Regions from separate parts of the Homo sapiens genome. Here region 1 is linked to region 2. A link is a loop called in an ENCODE intact Hi-C map of the cell type or tissue named here. Cell type or tissue: CD14-positive monocyte. All regions are shown on one strand. Links, peaks and the distances in the headings refer to the core of each region. The heading gives the core; the rest is flanking DNA. Region 1 overlaps LINC03080 (long intergenic non-protein coding RNA 3080). Region 2 overlaps MEF2A (myocyte enhancer factor 2A).

The links. A loop is a pair of places that touch in the nucleus more often than their neighbours do. Peaks named below come from ENCODE experiments on the same cell type or tissue, not always from the same donor. Only the 100,000 strongest peaks of a DNase experiment are listed, where the experiment ranks them.
Region 1: a loop joins it to region 2, with 4 times the contacts of the local background. A loop is called at or near these places in 1 of 110 quality-filtered maps.

What each region holds. Positions count from the first base shown.
Region 1 is chr15:99,420,854-99,431,131 of GRCh38, forward strand. LINC03080 (long intergenic non-protein coding RNA 3080) reads right to left here. Exons shown (of 2, transcript XR_007064775.1): 2 at 8,654-10,278. Among named protein-coding and RNA genes, the nearest start is that of LINC03080, 9.2 kb to the right of the region's middle. RefSeq lists a silencer at 4,496-4,555. In CD14-positive monocyte, for the core only: no CTCF peak of the experiment used is centred there; a DNase peak (open chromatin) is centred at 4,508; H3K4me3 peaks cover 1,102 bases; H3K27ac peaks cover 1,854 bases.
Region 2 is chr15:99,626,466-99,636,743 of GRCh38, forward strand. MEF2A (myocyte enhancer factor 2A) reads left to right here. Exons shown (of 12, transcript NM_001319206.4): 3 at 6,513-6,708. The coding sequence starts at 6,655. Among named protein-coding and RNA genes, the nearest start is that of MEF2A, 66 kb to the left of the region's middle. RefSeq lists an enhancer at 2,566-3,216. In CD14-positive monocyte, for the core only: no CTCF peak of the experiment used is centred there; a DNase peak (open chromatin) is centred at 4,946; H3K4me3 peaks cover 2,181 bases; H3K27ac peaks cover 3,931 bases.

The DNA of each region.
Region 1 (10,278 bases), core at 2,590-7,589, 210 kb before region 2:
TGGTGCTGAGAAGAATGTATATTCTGTTGATTTGGGGTGGAGAGTTCTGTAGATGTCTATTAGGTCCGCTTGGTGCAGAGCTGAGTTCAATATGCTGGTTAACTTTCTGTCTTGTTGATCTATCTAATGTTGACAGTAGGGTGTTAAAGTCTCCCGTTATTATTGTGTGGGAGTCTAAGTCTCTTTGTAGGTCTCTAAGGGTATGAATTTGGGTGCTCCTGTATTGGGTGCATATATATTTAGGATAGTTAGCTCTTCTTGTTGAATTGGGGATTGCTGGGAGAACCACTAATCTCTTCAAAGCTGTCAGACAGGGATGTTTAAGTCTGCAGAAGTTTCTGCTGCCTTTTGTTCAGCTATGCCCTGCCCCCAGAGGTGGAGTCTACAGAGGTCGGCAGGCCTCTTTGAGCTGCGGTGGGCTCCACCCAGTTTGAGCTTCCCGGCAGCTTTGTTTACCTACTCAAGCCTCAGCAATGGCAGATGCCATTGCTCAAGGCCACACAGCTGCGAGTGGAGCCCACTGCCTCTGCTCCTCCACTGCTCCACACTGCCCTGCAAAAAGGAGGAGGCCAGTCTCGTTTCTTGGGGAAGGTGGGGGCTTAAGACCCCAGGGCCGAGTTGCTCCACTGTTTGGGAGCATTTGCTTCAATCTGGGAATTCAATCATCTGGGAATTATTTAAAAGAGGTGTAGAGGCCTTGAAAAATCTCAGCTTGGGTTGACTGGGGGAGGGAGAGGGACAGTGTCCTGTGTTTTCCATTTTCTTTTTTTTTTTTTTGAACTTTTATTTTAGGTTCAAGGGTACATATGTAGATTTGTTATATAGATAAACTGTGTGTCACGGGAGGTTGCTGTAAAGACTGCTTTGTCACTCAGGTGATAAGCACAGTTCAGACAGGTAGTTTTTCTGCTCCTTTCCCTCCTCCCACTCTCCACTCTCAAGGAGGCCCCAGTGTGTGTTGTTCCCCTCTTGGTGTGTCCATGTGTTATCATTTAGCTCCCATTTATAAGTGAGAACATACATGTGGTATTTGGGTCTCCTGCATTACTCTGCTAAGGATAATGGGCTCCAGTTCCATCCACATTCCCACAAAGGACATGATCTCATTCTTTTTTATGGCTGCATAGTATTCCCTGGTGTATATGTAACACATTTTCTTTATCCAGTCTACTGTTGATGGGCATTTAGGTTGGTTCCATATCTTTGCTATTGTGAATAGTGCTGCAATTAACGTATGTGTTCATGTGTCTTTATGATAGAACAATTTATATTCTTTGGGGTATATACCCAGAAATAGGATTGCTGGGTTGAATGGTAGTTCTGTTCTTTGAGGAATCACCACACTGCTTTCCACAATGGCTGAGATAATTTATACTCCCATGAACAGTGTATAAGTGTTTCCTATTCTCCACAACCTCACCAGGGTTTGTTTTTTTTTTTTTGTCTTTTAAATAATAGTCATTCTGCAGGCTGGGCACAGTGGCTTACACCTGTAATCCCAGCACTTTGGGAGGCTGAGGTGGATCACGAGGCCAGGAGTTCAAGAGCAGGCTGGCCAACGTGGTGAAACCCCGTCTCTACTAAAAATACAAAAATTAGCCAGGCGTGGTGGTGGGCGCCTGTAATCCCAGCTACTTGGGAGGCTGAGGCAGGAGAATCCCTTGAAACTGGAAGGCAGAGGTTGCAGTGAGTGGAGATTGCGCTGCTGCACTCCAGTCCAGGCAAAAGAGCGAAACTCAGTCTCAAAAAAAAAAAAAAAAAAAATAGGCATTTTGATTGGTGTGCAATGGTATCTCATTGTGGTTTTGATTTGCATTTCTCTAATGCTTAGTGATATTCAGCATTTTTTCATATGCTTTTTGGCCGCATGTATGTCTTCTTTTGAGAAGTGTCTGTTTATGTCTTTTGCCCACTTCTGAATGGGGTTGTTTTTTGCTTGTACATTTGTTTAAGTTCCTTATAGATGCTGGATATTAGATCTTTGTCAGATGCATAGTTTGCAAATATCTTCTCCTACTCTTAGGTTGTCTGTTTATTCTGTTGATTTGCTGTGCAGAAGTGCTTTAGTTTTATTAGATTCCATTTGTCAATTTTTGTTTTTGTTGCAATTGCTTTGGCATCTTTATCATGAAATATTTCCAAGTTCTATGTCCAGAATGGTATTTACTAAGGTGTCTTCCAGGGTGTTTATAGTTTTAGATTTTCCCTTTAAGTCTTTACTTCATCTAGAGTTGATTTTTGTATATGGTGTAAGGTAGGGGTCCAGTTTCAATTTTCTGCATATGGCTAGCCAGCTATCCCAGCACCATTTATTGAAAGGAAGTCCTTTCCCCATTGCTTGTTTTTGTCAGCTTTGTTGAAGATCAGATGGTTGTAGGTGTTCAGCCTTATTTCTGGGCTCTCTATTCTGTTCCATTGTGTCCTGTATTTTCAGTGAGGGAGACAAGACGCTGAGCTTACACAGCCCCACTCCCTCCAGAGCTACACGCCAGGGACCCCTGCCCAGACCTGCCTGGAATGGCTGCTCCTGTGTTGGCCTCCAGCTCAGCCGTGCATGGATACAGGAAGACCAATAGCCAGAGGCTGAAGGGCCATAGGAAGGATGCTGGGGCAGCATCAGCTCCGTGGAGGGGCCCATGGACCACTCTTACATTTAAATCCATCTGCCAGTCAGGAACAAGTTCACTTCCATAACACAACTTTATTGTGTTTACACAGTTAAACACAGCCCATGTGTTCACTGTAGACACAGAACTGCTGTGAAAGGACTGCCCGTTTCTAGGCTTTTCCATGAAGATTAATATGCCACTTGTTTGTTCCCTGTGTCCGTCTGCTAGCATTGGCCAGTCAGCGGCGGGTTAAGAACTCACCAGGGAGAAACTTAAATTGGAGAAAAAAAAATTCTAGTAGATACTGTCTGGCTACTCACCCAGCTTCCACCACCTTTTCTGCTGTCTCAAGAACCCAGATATTTTTTGTCGTGGTCCCCCCAGTCCTCTCTCGTTAGAGGCCCCAGGAAGAGCCCTCAAAGGCGGAGCTCTCCAGACACTGTCATGAGCAAATGCGAGCCCAGGACAGCCGTGGCCACCCGGCAACACACCTTGTGGAGGGAAGTGTGCACCACTCAGGGGGACTGAGGGACCAGAGCAGGTGCCATGGGAGATGCCCACCCTGCAGCCCCTGGCCTCCGCTTAAACCGGTTTGAGCTGGACTTCCTATTACCTGCAGCTGAAGCATTTTGACTGCTACAGTTCTACTCATCTTCTTGTCTCTCTTACGCTGGTCAAACGCAAGTTAACATGGGTTCCAGCTGGATGCCGAGTTGAACTCTGCGTTTGCACTCCTGCTGCACCCGCCGTGGCACACTCAGCCAGGGGCCTGTGCTGCTTCTCTCTGCCTGGAAGGGGCATGGCTACATGTGGGATCCCCCTCAAGCAGACTGCAATGAGGACTTGGGTGCATGAAGTGATCCGAGGAAGGGCAGGGCAGGGGTGGAGGTGGAGGGGGAGGCAGGGGAGGGAGACAGGTCCATGAATGAGGGGTTTCCACTGCGGGCAATGGGCTCAACCCACTGGGCCCTCAGGGAGACTGTGGGACACAGGCCTCCAATGTCCCCACTGGAGAGGGCGGAGGTGAGCATTTCTACAGACTCCCATCCCCATGGATGAAGGGGCCCTGGGGCACAGACTCCCCTGGCATAGCCGACCTGTGCTTGCAAGTGGGAGGGATATTCCCAAGGTGGCAGGGAAGAAAAGAATAATCGAGAAGCAGGCTAGTAGGTATCTCCTGTCCTGCAGGAGAGCTGGGTGGCTGGGGCTCTGGATGGGACATCACAGCCTCTGCTTAATCACGGAAGCCTCAATTTTCTTATCTGTGAAATGAGGCTAATGTTTGGGGTACATACCTGGCAGGGCCAATGTGACAAGAAGCAATAATAAATGTACTTCCTGGCATACAGCAGGGGCTCTGTAAGTGCTGATCCTGTCAGTGGCAGCTCCTTAAGGAAAGCAGCTGCCTCAGTTATGGTGCCAAATGCTGTGTGCCAGGCTCTGCTCTCCCTCTGCCACCTCTACCCCACCTCTTCCTCCTGAATCTATGAGTGGCCCGGGGCTCCAGGCAAATTAGGCTTTAGCACCCCGAGCTGGCCCACTGGCCTAGAGGCCAGGCCACTGTCCTGAGGTGTCCTGACAAAGGCTGTGGGGGCCACATGAGGCAGCCAGGCCAGGCAGGTGCCCCTGCTTGGTGTCTGCAGCCCGGGCCCAGGTTGATCTGCAGGGTCACTGCCAGCTGCCGGTGCCCACAGACCGCGCCACTTGGCCCTCTGACCTGAGCAACCGCCTGCTGCCTTCCATGGGAGGCCTAGCCGCCTGACCTTTCCTTCCCAAAGTCATTTTCCGTTCTGCTGTGTTATTGGCCAGGCCTGAAACGCTCCTCTGAGGGAGTGGGAAGGACCGTTCTGAGGCTTGTCATTGTTTCAGGATCAGGTTGCCTCAGCCTCAAAATCTGACAGAAACCAGAACTTCCTCTGAGTCACCCACACCCATGACAGGGGCCTCGGGTGGAGGGTGAGGCTGGGGTGGGGGGCGGGGGCTCTCTCAGCCCGTCTGGGCCTAGAAGGCCTCAGCGGTGCCCTCCCCCTGGCAGCCCAGCTCCAATTTTGCAGCTCTGGCCAAGCACCAAGCTGGCATGAGGGTCTGGACCTCAGCCTGAGCCCTGCGCAGCCTGAGCCAACTTAGAGGGCAAGGTGGGAAGGAGGTGGCCCCTCTCAGACAGGAGAATGCAACTGCTCCTGCCACGGAGCCAGGGGAAGGAGGCTTTGGGGTTTGGGATGAATGCTGCCAAAGGCCGCAGGAAGCCCCTTCACATCTTCCTGAAGGCGGATGAGGGAACCCCAGGACCCAGCACTCACTTCCTAAGTCTCCAGCCCCATATCCAAGACGGGGCCGGGGCGTGAGGACCCCTGCACAGCTCACCACTCGGGCCCTCTCTAAACAGCCTCCTGGACATCTGTGTCCCCTGTGTCCTTTGAGGAGGAAGGAAGCCGCTCCCTGGAAGAAGTTGGCTCTGGCCTCAGACATGCATCTCCTGTCAACAAATGAAAGCCCCGCCACTCATCAGCTCCGCTGTCGGTTGGGAACCTGCAACCGCCTCTGGCTCTCCGTCTGTACAGCCGGGGGTCCTGGCCCCATCCCCGCCTCAGGCTAGCTGGCTGTGGATTCCATGCCAAGACACACCGCCCAGACACATCTCCAGCCAGCAGGAGGCTACGGTGCCACGTTCAGGCTCTGCCAGTGCTTCTAGGTCCTCCGAATGTCCTCAGGTGGAGAGCCTGGGCCACTCCTCCTATGTGCTCCTTGTTCTTCCACCTCAGAGTGGCCAAAGGAGGGGCTCTGGTTCCCAGCCCTGGGCCCCAGGAGGAGGGCCTGTCTGTCCCTTTCCTGCCGCTCAGCCTTTCCCATAGTGCAGCCTTTGAGGACCTCAGCTGAATCCCACCTGCCTGCCCTCCACGGGCCACAGCCCTTCCTCACGGTCACCTGCATTAAGCACCTACTGTATACCCAGGGCTGTGTCCCATGAAAACAGAGCAGATGTAAGAGCCAGGTCTTTGGTCACGGCGCCAGCATCTGAAAAGCATTTGCAGTTTGAGAAACATTTGACCCTCATGGTCACTTCCAGGTGCGCAGAGTCCAGGAACTGTCCCGTTTTCCAGATGAGGAAATGGATGCTTTTGAGAGTCACGTCACATGCACGGAGCACAGGTGTGCCCGAGGCCGCGCCCCGCAGCAGAGCTGGGATTAGAATCTAGCTGTTTTGGAGCCATCGTCTTTTCCGTGATGTTCTGAGGGGCCTCTCTGTTTCTTTTGAGGAGTTTCATGCTGATTATTGAGACAAGGTGGTTCAGGCAAGACCGCTCTCGAGCATGGACGCAGGCACGTAAAAGTTCATGCACAATCACACCACAGGCATTCCAGAGCACCTCAGACGGGAGGGGCCTGCGGGAGGGTAAAGTCAGAGGGCCTGGGCGGGCGGCAGATGCAGTGATGAGGAGAGAGCATCCCGGGGAGCTACTCTGGGGATCGGCGTGGGAGGCTGGACGAAGCAGCGTGGACGGAGCACAGATGTGGTCACAGGCCACACCCTGCAGCAGGTCAGGCTGGGCTGGTGTTAGAGTCAAGAATGGGAGGCTTGGGACTGTGGTCTGTGCTGCAGGGTGATGGTATCACAGCAGGTTTTGACCTGGGAGGTGACTCCCTGAATGCATTCAGTCTGGAGTAGCCTGGGAAGTGGCGAAGGGAAAGGGTCTCCAATGAGAGTAACTGCTGTTGCCCAGCTGGCAGGTGAAGAGGGCCTGGAAATTGGATTTTAAAACTTAGAGTCAACCCGATGATTCAGTAACAAGTGGGGCACATCTGGCTTGTAATAATAATAACCCCTTCTGCACTGCAAAGGTCTCTATGCACCACGCACTGTTTTCTCCTCTTGTGCCTACGGGAAAGACGTTACCATCTTTCATGGCAGCTCATCACCTTCAGCAACCTCTGGAAGGACCCCACAAGCCCTCGCCTTGCACTGAGGGTGGCCCCACACCTGTCTGCCTAGGCTATTTGGGGGTCTCTGCACCCAGACCTCTCCCCGGATGGAGTTTGGCAGGTGGTCAGTTTTGCTGCGTGAATTGTAAGTGAAGAGTCTTTTAGCAACCACCTCCCCACTCTCTGCAGCCTCAACCTCACTGTTCTGTGCCCCTCCCGTCTTTCCTGCCTTGTACTATTTGGACTCCTTTCTCTAATCAAAATCTGCTCCCTGGAAGAATCAAAGAGCAGCCACTTATTTTCCTTAGGGCCAACATCTTCACTTGGTCATCATTCTACTGTAAGCTGGTGAATATAGCACCTGACATAGAGTAGGTGCTCAGTAAACTAGAAGGAAAGGAAAATGTGTTTTGAACGACTGGGTGGACGCATGGGTAGACGCGTGGGTGGACGCGTGGGTGGACGCGTGGGTGGACGCGTGGGTGGATGCATGGATGTCCATGTGAAGAGGCTCTCTTATGCAGAAAAGCTACTGAAAATGGATCGGATTAGATAAAAGTGGGAAGAAGGCTCTATCAGATGCTTCGCCTCTCTTACTGCCTGGGCATTACTCTTCGGGCTCTCACTTTCTTGCAAGTGGCAAGAAATAAAGCTGATGAGTATGTGAGGGGATGGGCAACCCGACTAGAGTGCTTCCGGTCACAGGCAGTAACATGCATGCAGTGTGAGCAGAGGTGGTCCAGTTCAGGCTGAGACACGGTGCAGCAATCCAGGGGGACCCGGGAATGCTGCAGGACCACGCCTCAGCGTCACTTGCAGGGTCCCAGATCCCTCCGATGGAATGGGAGTCAACACATCCCTGATCTAGCTGGTGACACCAGCCGTCCTTTACCTCCTGAGGCTCCACTTTATTCCTCTGATGAGGGACTATACTGATGCAAGATGGTTTCCAGGACCTCTTTGCCCCTTCGCTGACCCTTAGGTCTCATGGGTTATAATGGCAAAGGTGCTGGGACCCCGGGTTCTCTCCAGAGCTGTAAGCCATCTCCAAAGGAAAGCTGCAAGGAACATCTGTCCATCTATCTATACGTATATATATATATAGATAGATAGTTAGGCTGCGCGTGGTGGTGCATGCCTGTAATCCCAGCACTTTGGGAGGCCGAGGTGGGCAGATCACCTGAGGTCAGGAGTTCGAGGCCAGCCTGGCCAACATGGCGAAACCCCCTCTGTACTAAAAAAAAACCACAAAAGTTGGCCGGGTGCAGTGGTGTGCACATCTATCTATATATATACATACATATAGTTTGAAGTCTTTGGAGACCCTTGCTGTATGTGTGTATATACATGTGTGTATAGATATGGTCACATAACATATGTATATATCATATATGTACACATATATAATTTATACGTATACTTTTTTTTTAATAAGAAAATGTGTGAGTCACTGGGGTCTGAGTCCTTGTTCAAAAGATCAAAAGCAGACATGTGGTCTGCATGCCCATGCTCACTGCAGCACTATTCGAAAGTTACGGAATCAACCTAATCATCCAACAACGGTTGAATGGATAAAGTATGGTGTATACACACAGTGGTATACTATTCAGCTGTAAAAAAGAAAGAAGTTCTGTCATTTGTGACAAGATAGATGGAATTGGAGGACATTATGCTGAGTGAAATAAGCCAGGCACAGAAAGACAAATACCGCAGGTTCTCACTTGTATGTGGGATGGAAAACAATCAAACTTAAAGAGGCAGAGAGCAGAATGGTGCCAGAGGCTGTGGGAGAGCTGGTGAGGGGAGTGAGGAGATGACAGTCAAAGGGCACAGGGTCTCAGTTAGGCAGGAGCAATATATGTTTTGTTTTTGTTTTTAGGAAATGGGGTCTCGCTGTGTTGCGCGGGCTGGTCTCAATCTCCTGGGCTCAAAGGATCCTCCTGCGCTTGTCCTCCTGTAAGGCTGGGATTACAGGTGTGCACCATAAGTTTTCTTTTCTTTGAGATACATTGCACAGTGTGGTAAATATGTAAGTAATAATGTATTGTACATTCCAAAATCACCAGGAGAGTAAATTTCAAATGTCCTTACCACAACAAGTGATGAGTATGTGAGGGGATGGATATGTTAATTACTTGATTTAATTTTCTACGTTGTATTCATCAGTCATCACATCACTTTGTACCCATAAATACATACAACTGTAATTTATCAATTTAGAATTTTAAAAGTAAAATTTAAATGTAAAAAAGTGGACATCTCACATAGGAAGCTCTCAGGGGTGGCCCAGCCTCAGGATCTGGGCAGGCCTGGCCCTGAGCTCTGTGACATGTGATCTGCCTGCCATGTGGCTTTGGTGGGGACAGGAGGGGGAAGCAGGGGAGGAGGGGTCCTGCTTGGGTGTGGTCTGGTGCCTGAGAACTGGGCAGACCCATGGTGGGCCCCTGTGTGACTGCCTTCCTGGCCAGCCCCCAGGTGTTTGGGTGGCCAACGGACTACTCCTAGCCAGGGAGCACAGGTGACTTGTGACACTTCCCAGCAAGAGCTTCTGAATGCTGGTGTGAGAACGTCCACAGGGCTCCTTCCCTCTGAAATGGAAGCTGACAGTCTAAGATGGTGGCTTCCTGTCAACCCAGTCCTGGATAGATGACCACGATCAGTCTCCTGCCAACCACGACGGATGCTTACTGTGGGCAAGAAAGAAGCTTCTGTTGCTATCAGCCACAAAGACTTGGGGCTTGTGACCATTGCACCACCTAACCTATCCTGGCAGGGTCGAGGCCCAAATATTCCCAAAAATCCCAGAAAAACCACCTTATTTTTCTTCTTCCCATGTGCTGGCCCTCAGGTTCTTGGTGGCTGATCTGGGTTTCCTGGCCAAGCTTTTCAGCAACACTGCTGATGACCTGACGTGTTCCAGCACCTCCCCTGCTCCTCCCGCAGCCCCCCAGCCACTCACTCTGGGGGATCGCTGCAGATGCAATGTTTCTTGATAGGAGGGATGGTATGACTCCAAGCCAGGCTGAGGAATTGCAGTGAATGGGGGCCTCCAGGAAAGGCCTCCCCTGGAAGTGAGCCCCAGTTGGCATAAAAAGCTGTTTTCACCGGGTGCAGTGGCTCACACCTGTAATCCCAGCACTTTGGGAGGCTGAGGCGGGCGGATCACCTGAGGCCAGGAGTTCGAGACCAGCCTCAACATGGAGAAACCCTGTCTCTACTAAAGCTACAAAAGTAGCCGGGTGTGGTGGTGCATGCCTGTAATCCCAGCTACTCGGGAGGCTGAGGCAGGAGAATTGCTTGAACCTGAGAGGCAGAGGTTGTGGTGAGCTGAGATGGCGCCATTGCACTCCCGCCTGGGCAGCAGGAGCGAAACTCCATTTCAAAAAATAAATACATAAATATAAACAAAAATTTTAAAAGATAAAAAGTTGTTTTCACACTTGCCTTATGTTCTGCTGAGAGCTGATGTTCTCCTCTGGATGTGAAGCAGCCAGGGAGAAATCTCTCTCCCGGGAACGCAGTGTTAAGCAGGGAGCTGAGAGGTGCACGCATAACCTTGGCAGGCTCGGCTCTGCCTCCTGGGCGTCTGCAGCCCACGTGCATGCCTGGCACACCCAGCGTGGACGCACCCTAAGTGGCCCTGGGGCAGAGCGGACCACAAAACGCACAGCCTTCAGCTCCGGCAGTGGCAGGTTCAATGGGGAGGTGGTTTTTAAAAACCTCCTGCTTATCGATTTCTGCGTGGTGA
Region 2 (10,278 bases), core at 2,019-7,018:
CATTTATCTCTGCTCTCAAATTTGTTATTTCCTGCTTTCTGCTAGCTTTGAGTTTTCCTTTGGGGGAAAATCACAGCATCTTAATTTTTATGGCTTTATATAGTATGTGTGTCTTTTAGCTTTATCATTCAAGGTTTTCTTGGCTATTCTTTAACCTTTGTATTTCCAAATGAATTTTAGAATCAGCTTATCAATTTCCACATACAATAAGAGAGAACCCGCTGATATGTTGATAGGGTTTGCATTCAGTCTGTACATGAATTTGGGGAGAATTAACATCTTTATAAAGTTGAAATTTCTGAAATTCTGCAAATATAGATTTGCTTATTATTTTCTACATTTTAAATTTCTCTCAGGATCAAGACAAGCAAAGTCATCTAACCGAAAGCGAAGATGACTGATGCATGTTGGAGATGTAAGCAGAGAGAATATGGCATAAAATAATCAACAAGGAATTGGGAAATGGAAGGTTTCTGGAAATGGAAGATTGTAATATGAAGGGAATATTTGAGGTTTAAGGTTCATGACCTTCATGAACTTAAAGTGAGATTAATTGGCTTGATTGGCATGCTAATTTTTTTTCACCTAGCCATATTTAGCTACATGGAAGCTGGTCTTCAGGGGTCAGATTTTGCAACAAAATGGAGGCAAGGGGTTGGAGCCAAAAGGAGGTGAGGGTGTGAATATGTAACTGGATAAGGAAGATAGTAAGGAACACGAAGTGGGTTAGGGCCAGTGAAAAAGTGGGAGTTTGAGATCAGCCTGGCCAACATGGTGAACCCCGCCTCTACTAAAAATACAAAAATTAGCTGAACATGATGATGGATGCCTATAGTCCCAGGTACTCGGGAGGCTGAGGCAGGAGAATCACTTGAACCCAGGAGGTAGAGGTTTCAGTGAGCCGAGATCACGCCACTGCACTCCAGCCTGGGCGACAGAGTGAGACTTTATCTCAAAAAAAAAAAAAAAAAAAAAAAAAAAAAAAGACTTGCTATAATTGTAGACTTGACTTAGTTTTTTTGGTGTTGGCTTTATATATAGGCATACCCTGTTTCTTAGCTGAAGTTTATTTAGGAAAAGTGTATTTTTACATCACAAAACTCAGTAGTCTAACAAACTGGTATATGTGAAAAGTCACAAATTATATTCCAAGTATAGTTTGTAGAATATTAGAATTACATTTAGGCATTTTGAAGCATGTAAAGGGAATGTGCATCTCTGATGTTGCTGGCAATAAGCTAGACATTACAATATTAGAAGCCTTTGAGCCATTGTCTTCCATGTGTGTTTGTGCTAAACATTTTTCTAATTGCCTTTCATATTTAGCCCTTATTTTTGCTTAGATTTGTAGAATGCACAAAAAAGTTGAGGAAGTGTTAAATTGTGGAGAAGGAAAAAAAGCCAGTGAGAAAGTAACTGCATATGAAGTCATGTAGTAAGCATTTTACATCCCTTAGCCATGGTAATTTACTATAAAAGGGGATTTTTTTGTGTGCTGAATTTTAAAAGAGAAATGATTGGGGATTATGGTTGATGTGTAACGTATTATAATTTTTCCCTACTTGAAATAATGGGAAATAAATTTCTGGTTATGGTTTTTGCACAGAATATCTGATTTTCAGGAGCAGATTCCTAACTGTAAGTGTTGTTAGGTACACTCAGATTTAGAACTGATATGTCTTCCTGGTGAATTGAACTTTTATTGTTTTGAAGTATCCTTCTATATCTATCCATGCAATCCATGTATATGTATCTAGTGTCTGCCTCCTGCATTCAAGTTTACTATGATAGCCACACAACTTTCTTTTGGTTTGTGTTTTACATGGTGTGTCTTTCACTATGCTTTTACTTTTTTTCTGTATCCCCATATTTAAGATGTGTCCTCTGTAATCATCATATAATTGGGATTTTTAAAAATCCACTTCTATTATCTTCTTTTAAAAATTGAGGTTTAGTTTAATCCTATTTAATGTAATTACTTACATATTTGGATTAAATCTGTCATCTCTGTTTGCTTTCTATTTGTCTTTCCTTTCTTGCCTTCTTTTGGGTTATTTATTAATCCATTTTTCCCCCTCTTAGCTGTTTGTGCTTTTACTGTTCTTGCCATAGTTACCCAAGAGATTACCACATGCATCCCTGACTTTAAGGTCTAAAGTAAATGAGCATTTTTTCTACTTCCTAATCAATGAAAGGATTTTAGGACACTTTTATTTCATTTTGCTATCCTCCCCTATTATGTACTATTACTGTTATGTATTGTAACATTTGAAATCCCACAAAGTATTATTGTTTAGTCAGTATTCCTTTATTCCTTTGGAGTTACTCAGTGAACCCTCTCAACCCTGTTCATTGCACTTCATCTTTTGTGCATATCCAAGCTGTATATAGGGTTCTTTTTTCTTTATACTTGAAAAGTCCCTTCAATATTTCCTGATAACAGACTCTGTTTGTTTGCCTTAAAGTTGCCTCTCTATTTTGCCTTCATTTCAGAAGGATTTTTTTTTTTTTTTTTGTCAGATACAAAATTTTGGTTTGGCATTTCCCCACCAGCATTTTGAAGATACCATTTCACTGTCTTCTGGCTTTTATTATTTGGGAAAAGTCAGCTAGCTATAACTCTTATTGTTGCTTCTTGAAGTTAATCTTTTTAAATTTTTCTGGCTGCTTTTAAGATCTCTCTGGCTGGCTGAACGCGGTGGCTCATGCCTGTAATCCCAACACTTTGGGAGGCCGAGGCGGGTGGATCATGAGGTCAGGAGATCGAGACCGTCCTGGTGTTAGGAATAACACTCAAAATCCTAAGGAAATTGAACACTCGAACAAAGGATTCTTAGCAAAGCAATTTACTTCTGCACAGAGGGGTGCCTCATTGGCCAGTCGCCATGAGAGCACACCTGAACAAAGGGGCACGAGAGCCTTTATTCCTGACGCAAGTCCTGCCCCTGTACCTTTTTCCCATTGTCTGGGGTCGGGTCGTACAATCTAAACTAATCCCGGTTGGCTAAACATTTGATTTTTTTTTAGATAAGGTGGGCATGTAAAAGAAAGCGGAGAGGAAAGGGGAAGGGGTGTCTGTAATGAGCTAGAAAGTTAGTCCTCTTTCCAAATAAGGAAAGGAATGTGAGCTGGTACTGATAACGCCTGGTACTGTGGCGTGCCTGGGCATCTAACAAAGGCAAAAGGAGAAAAAGGGAAAAAGGCCGGGGTGGGGGTACTATGAGTTAAAGAATAAAAGATTGATCATGTTATTTGAAGAGAAACTTCATTGTATCCCATCCTGGCTAACACAGTGAAACCCTGTCTCTACTAAAAATACAAAAAATTAGCCGGGCGTGGTGGCACGTGCCTGTAGCCCCAGCTACTTGGGAGGCTGAGGCAGGAGAATCGCTTGAACCGTGGAAGCGGAAGTTGCAGTGAGCCGAGATCACGCCACTGCACTCCAGCCTGGGTGACAGAGCAAGTCTCTGTCTCAAAAAAAAAAAATCTCTCTTTGGGGGTGGGGGACCTCCTTCTCCCTCCCCCACTCTTGCCCCCGTCCCTCTCTTCTCCCTCCCCTCTTTCTTTCCTTCTCCCCCTCTCTCCCCTTTGATGTTCCTAAGTGTGGTTTTCTTTGTATTTATTTTGCTTGAGGATTGATAGAGCTTCTTGAATCTGTGGCTCGATGTCTCATTGGTCAGTTTTGAAAGTTCTTAGCTATTATGTCTTCAGATATTTTTTTCTTGCCTATATGTTTTCTCCTCCCCTCTGAGACTCCAGTTACATGTACTTTGTATCCGTTTTCCATGTGCTGTAATTTCTCATTCTTTTCTATATTTCTCATTCTCTTTTTGTGCTTCAGTCTAGGTGTTTTATTGTTTCCTGTCTTCTGGGTTGATTCTTTCTTCAGCTGTGTCTAAAGTATTATTAAAACCATCCATCACTTCTTTTTCAAAATTGTATTTTTTGATTTCATGTTTTCCACTTTTTGTTTATGAAAATTCTTCATTTTACTTTTTAATTCCTTGAACATTTAACTTGTTTTAAACTTTTTTCTGATAACACCATTATCTGGATCTACTGTGAATCTGTTTCTATTGCCATTTTAAAAATCTTGGTTTCAGTTGGGTTTTGACCGGTTATATTTTGATTTCCAGACATTTATATGAAACGTGAAAAAATGTGAATTTCTAGATGATGTTATCTTTCTGCTGAGAATTACTTTTGCTACTGGTATGCAGCTAGGCCAATAAGAGTAGTTGGCCCGGATTGCCTTAATCGAATGAGGGATTGAGATGATTTAAAGCTGTGCTTCTCTTCCTGCGTGGGCTAGTCTGTTGCTAGTTCACCTTTATACCTAGAGTATAGTTCTTTGGAGTCTGTCCCTATGCCTGATGTGTTTGCCAGGGCTGCTCCTCCTTGGCAGACCCTAAATCCAAGTTTTGTATGTCCGCCCACAGGTCTCTTGAAAGCTCTGTTAACTTTCTCAGTCTCTCGGGCAGTAGTTTTGGAATCTACAGGCAGATGAGTCCAGAGACTGGTCTCACCTATTTCTTCCAGATCTCCGCCCTGCAGATTCTCTAGTTTTGAAAGTTCTCTAGTGTATAAAACAGATTATCTTGTGTTTTTCTTTTCTAGTTGTTCTCAAAGGAAGGTTGGTTTGAAGCAAACTACTCCACCATTGTCAAAAGCAAAAAATGCCCAAATATGTTCTGGAATTAAGAATTTTTTAGGTGATATAAGGTAGTACACTGTATCCATCTTACAGCCATTAAAATATCTTGCATGCCTTAGCGATACTGTCTCTGTAGTAAAATGTATTAATATTTCTCTTGCCTACTACAGTACAAGTGTTTATATTGGGAATTGGATACAATGTGATCTGTTAAAAGAAATATTCTACAACACAGCCTGTTTGATTGGGCCCCACGAGTGACTAGCCATCTTTCAGTTCCTCTAATGTTTCCTGTTCCCTTTTGTCATGGGGCTTTTGTACATGTTGTTCTCCCTGCCTAATATGTATATCTCATACTCGAGTTTGAGTATGAGACACATCCTCAGGGGAGCCTTTCCTGAACCATAAATTTAATTCAGATAAATGAACTTTCTAGTTTGGAATTATGCAAACTCATTTGCATTATGGTTTGATTAATGTCTTTTTCTTCTACTAGACTCTGAACTCTGCTAGATTAGGAATCATATCCTTTTTTTTTTTTCTGACCATGTTATCCTCTGTGCATAGTTCAGTGTTTGGAAGTACATTTATTAGAAGTAGGTGAACAATTAATAGGTTATCAGTTAATAGATGATCAACTACTGTTTGTATCAATGAAGAAATAAAATAATGAGGGAAGATAAATAAGAAATGCTGTGCTGATGTTAGTGCTGGAAATGATAAGAAACGAAAGGCTTATAGCTTTTGAGCAAAAGCCAGATTTAATCACACACTGGATTTGCACAGTACAATTGAAGTTTTATTGATACACATGTACAGTATTGAAAATACTTGCATAAAATTCCCATGGGAATGTATTATTATGACTGTTGTATTATAGCATTCATGCCCCCATCTCCTCGTATTTTTATTATGTAAGTCTGAAAGCACTAGGTTTTTAAAATGACACAGCCATCATTCAGAACATGACAAACTATATCATTTCCAGTCATCCTACTACACAGAATAAATGGAATAAAAAACGCTTGAAAGATTTTTTAAGTCTTGAAGGAAAGCAGACTTAAAATTTATACACACACACACGAAGGTGCTGTGGTTTATTCTACCAAGGGAAATTGATTTTCACTTCATCTGGAAGTGCAAACTGAATCTTGACTGATAAGGAGGTGTTCATTAAATGGCCAAAGGAATGTTTCATTTAAATGCATATTTTTACGAAAGTATATAGTGGCTTTGTGAATTGACAAATAGTGATTTGGCTGGAGGCTAGGGCAATTTGCAAGAATTTGAAAAGACAGATTGGGGCTATCCAGATTAGTTCATTGTTTGGTATGGAGGTCATCAGAAGTTTTTAAGGATATTCTGTGTTGTGAAGAACAGAAGTGCTGGAACCAGATTCCCTGAGTTTATAACCCCAAGCTCTGCCCCTTACTACGTGACCTTGGGCGTATTGCTTAATTTTTCTGTGTCTCAGTGTCTCTATTTATAAAATGGAGGTAATAATTATAGATTGCTATTAGGATTGAATGAGTTAAGACATGTCCATGCTTAGGAAAATGTCTAGTACATAGAAGAATCTCAGTAAGGCTTGGCTCTTGTTGCTATTATTGTATACATTGAGAAAACCTCAAACATTATTGTTGCATTAGTTTAACCAGAACTAGAGACACAAAGAGATTCAAGAGGTATTTTAGGGGTAAAGTTAACAAGACTTCAACTTATTTACTAATTTTGTATAACCAGAAATTTCAACTAATAATGCTGTGTGCAGTGTAAAAGCAAATTTGAAATTTGTATAACACTTACATGATTTGTAAACTTACAGATTTTAAATCTTCTAATTTGTGTTTTCTTTTAGATCTTGTAGAAAATTTCAGCTGTAGCCCTTGGACTAGAAGCTGAAATAACAGAAGCTGTGTACGATGCATTAGGGTATTGAAGAAAATTAACTTTTGAATTAAATATTTGGAATATAAGGAAATAAGGAAAGTTGACTGAAAATGGGGCGGAAGAAAATACAAATCACACGCATAATGGATGAAAGGAACCGACAGGTAAATGAAAATTTTAATTTATTTAATTGATATGAATATTCTTTTAAAAAAAGAACATAGGACAGAATGGTTGGGTTTTTCTTAAACTTAATTTTAAGTCTAAATATTTTTAGTTACAGACTAAATGAAAAATTCTAACAATCATAAAATTGTATCTTTTCATCATCTGCTTTAAAGAGACTTCCTTATTATAGATATATGTCACCAAAAATATAGATACTCAAAAGTAAAATCACCACAATCCCCACCATTACCAATCCATTGTATAGATTTCTCATAAGATATTTAGTCTTCTATGTATTTGATTATATATTTGACTGTTAGTCTTTTTTATATTGATTATTTTTAAGTTATCACATCTGTTTTTATAATTAGCTAAGTTAACTATAATTATCAGTGAATGTGTTCTAGTCAGTTAAATTTTCTGGTTAACCAATATGTAATGAGAATTTTTTATACTTATTGCAAATATTTTTAAATTTATATATGTACCTCAGTTTTAATTGATAAAATATATTGAAGTTATTTTATGGTACCAGTGTGGGTAAATCCTTACAGATTCAAGGTAATTATAATGATGCTGGTATATGAAGAGGCCAGAAGTTTTAAGTGTCTAATGTTGGCTTAACAAACTATGGTCCATGGGCTGGCCATCTGTTATTGTAAATAAAGTTTTATTAGAGCACTGTCATGCTCATTCATTTACATATTGTCTATGGCTGCTTTCGCATTATAACAACAGAATTGAGTAGTTGCCCCAGAAACTATATGGTCCATAAGCGTAAAATGTTTACTCTCTGACACTTTTAGAAAAAGTTTACCAACTCCTTAGTTCAGAAGAAAGAAGGAAAAATAATTTCATAGCATATTATAAAGGAACTACTGGAGAGATGCTATCTCTGGGAAAGTTGCGTATCAGGAGAAGTTTCAAGAACAAGTGGTTTCAGAAAGTTTACCAGGAACAGAACGAAACTGAAGATGTGTTCTGCAAATCTGAGTAGTAATTCACTGGAATATAGATATAATTGGAGATAAAACTCAACTGAGCAGCCTGTAAGGAAGTTGGTGGGAGAGATGAGGGTTGCCCATAGACTGAATTAAAGAGGAGGCCCTGGTTTCAACTCATGAAGATTGTTCAACAAAGACATAAGGCCCACACAGTATGATTCATTATGAAGGTTGGTACAATAGGGAAGATTGGTAAACTATCCATGCTATTATTCCAAAGGAATCATTCCAAGCAAGGCTGCAAATTATCTTCCCTTCACAATCTGAGGATTATGAAGTGTAGAGGAGGCATAGGGACCTGCTTCATGGATATATGCAGTATAAATATAAAATAGGGTTTATTGGGGAATAACATACAAGCAAAGAACTGGAGGACACATAAAATTTTCGAGCCCTTATTATTCCATAGATAGTCGTGTTTAAATTGGACATAGCTAAACTGGACCTACCTATGGAAGGGATTCACATTTGTAGAGAGAAAGAGCAGCTAGGAATGTGTAGGTGACGGTAATGGAACTTTCTGAGTTGAGGAAATGACCTTGTTGAAAAGATAGATACTGCCACTAAGCAACTAGAATGAGGCTGTTCTTACGTTGGACTTAGCTGCTGTGTCAGCTTCTTGCCTAGCTGCCAAATGGGGCAAGGACTATCTGAATTTCTGTCTCAGATAATTTTGGCAAAGATTGGAGAAAAGACATAAAAGAAATAATTGGACAGTTTATTTTTCAGGTTAAATTAGACACAGAAACAATTTGTCACAAACTAAAAGAGTATCTTTATTGATTTTAGAATTTGATTCTGATTTAAAAGTTTCATGTTTCTTCATGAAAGGGAGAAAAACTGTATCTTTGCAGAAGAAAAGAGATGTCATTTATTTGTCCAGATTCAGATATATACTATATCCCAAGAGACTGTGTTAGGTCCTGGAAACTCACTAAAAATATATAGCCTACATAGGAGATCTAAATATGTGGCAAATAGAAATAATATCAGATACTGGGAGAGTTTATAGAAGAAACCGCTAACTTCTGATGGAGTGGTTTAGGGACTATTGGTTGGAGGAGGTAGTAGCAAATAAGAGTTTTGAATTACAGGTGTGAACTAGCAAGATAAAAATCACACTTCATTATTGGAACAGTACACAAATAATCTTGCAGGTGGTGGAGGGGTGACAGTATCATAGACTTAAAGAGCTGCTTCACTTTACTTCCACTTAGAAGCCTCTGGTGAAACCTTATGTTTGTTCTTCCTTATCTAGAACACTTTTAAAAAAGTAAACCGTATTAAAGTATAAGATTAAGAAAAATTCAGAAATCCTAAGAGTGTGGTTCAGTGAATTTTTGCACAAAGAAGAAGACCGTGTAGCCAGCATATCCCAGAGCACCACCCGAGAGGCACTCTATCCTGTCTCCCAGTTGTTTCCCCCTGCCCCAAGGAAGGTCATTATCCTGACTTCTAACACTATAGATTAATTACACCTGTTGTTGAGTTTATATGAACAGTGTGTCTTCTTTCGCACAATATTACATTTGTGAAATTTATCAGTGGTATTGTTGCATGTAGATATATGTAAGTATATCTTGTACATTTTCATTGATGTATAATCTATTGTGTCAGTAGAATACAATTTATGTATTTACTTTTTTCTATTGTAAATGGACATTTGGATTGTTTTCTACTTTGGTACTATTATGAAGACTGTAATTTTGAATATTCTCGATAGTATACGTGAACACTTGGGTAAATAGGAGTGCGGTTGCTGAGTCATAAGGGTATGCATTTGGTTAGTAGTTGACGGAAGTTTTCTAAAGTAGTTCTACTGGTTTACACTCTGCTGGCAGAGTGTAAGAGTTCTAGCTGCTCCGGTCTTGAGCAATACTGGGTACTGTCCTTTTCATTTTAGTCATTCTGGTAGGTGAACAATAGTAATTTAATGTTAAGTTTCCATGATGTCTAATGAAGGTGCTCACTTTTTCATATTTTTATTGGCCATTTAGATATATATCTTCTGTGACTAGTCTGTTCACTTCATTTTGTTTTCTTCTAATGGGCTGCCTGCTTTTTTCTTATTAATATGCATTCTATATAATCAGGTGAGTGTTTTGTCCATGATATGCATTATAAATATTAGCTCTAAAACTATGGCTTGCCTTTTCACTTTCTTTTTTAAAAATTTTATTTTAGAGACAGGGTCTTGCTGTGATGCCCAGGCTGGAGTGCAGTGGTGCGATCATAGGTCACTGTAACTCAAACTTTTGGGCTCAAGTGATCCTCTCATCTTCACCTCTTGAGTAGGTTGGACTACGGGCATGTACCACTAGGGCCGACCCATTCTTTTATTTTTTTGTAGAGATGGTGTCTCGCCTAGACTGGTCAGGAACTCCTGGCCTTAAGTGATCCTCCTGCCTTGGCTTCCCAAAGCACTAGGATTACAGGCATGAGCCACCACACCAGGCCTACACTTTCTTAATGTTTTAAAAAATCAATAATATTTTAATGGTTTCCCATTTACCTTTTTTTCCCTTTCCTTTATGAGTAGTGCCTTTTGTGTCACGTTTAAGA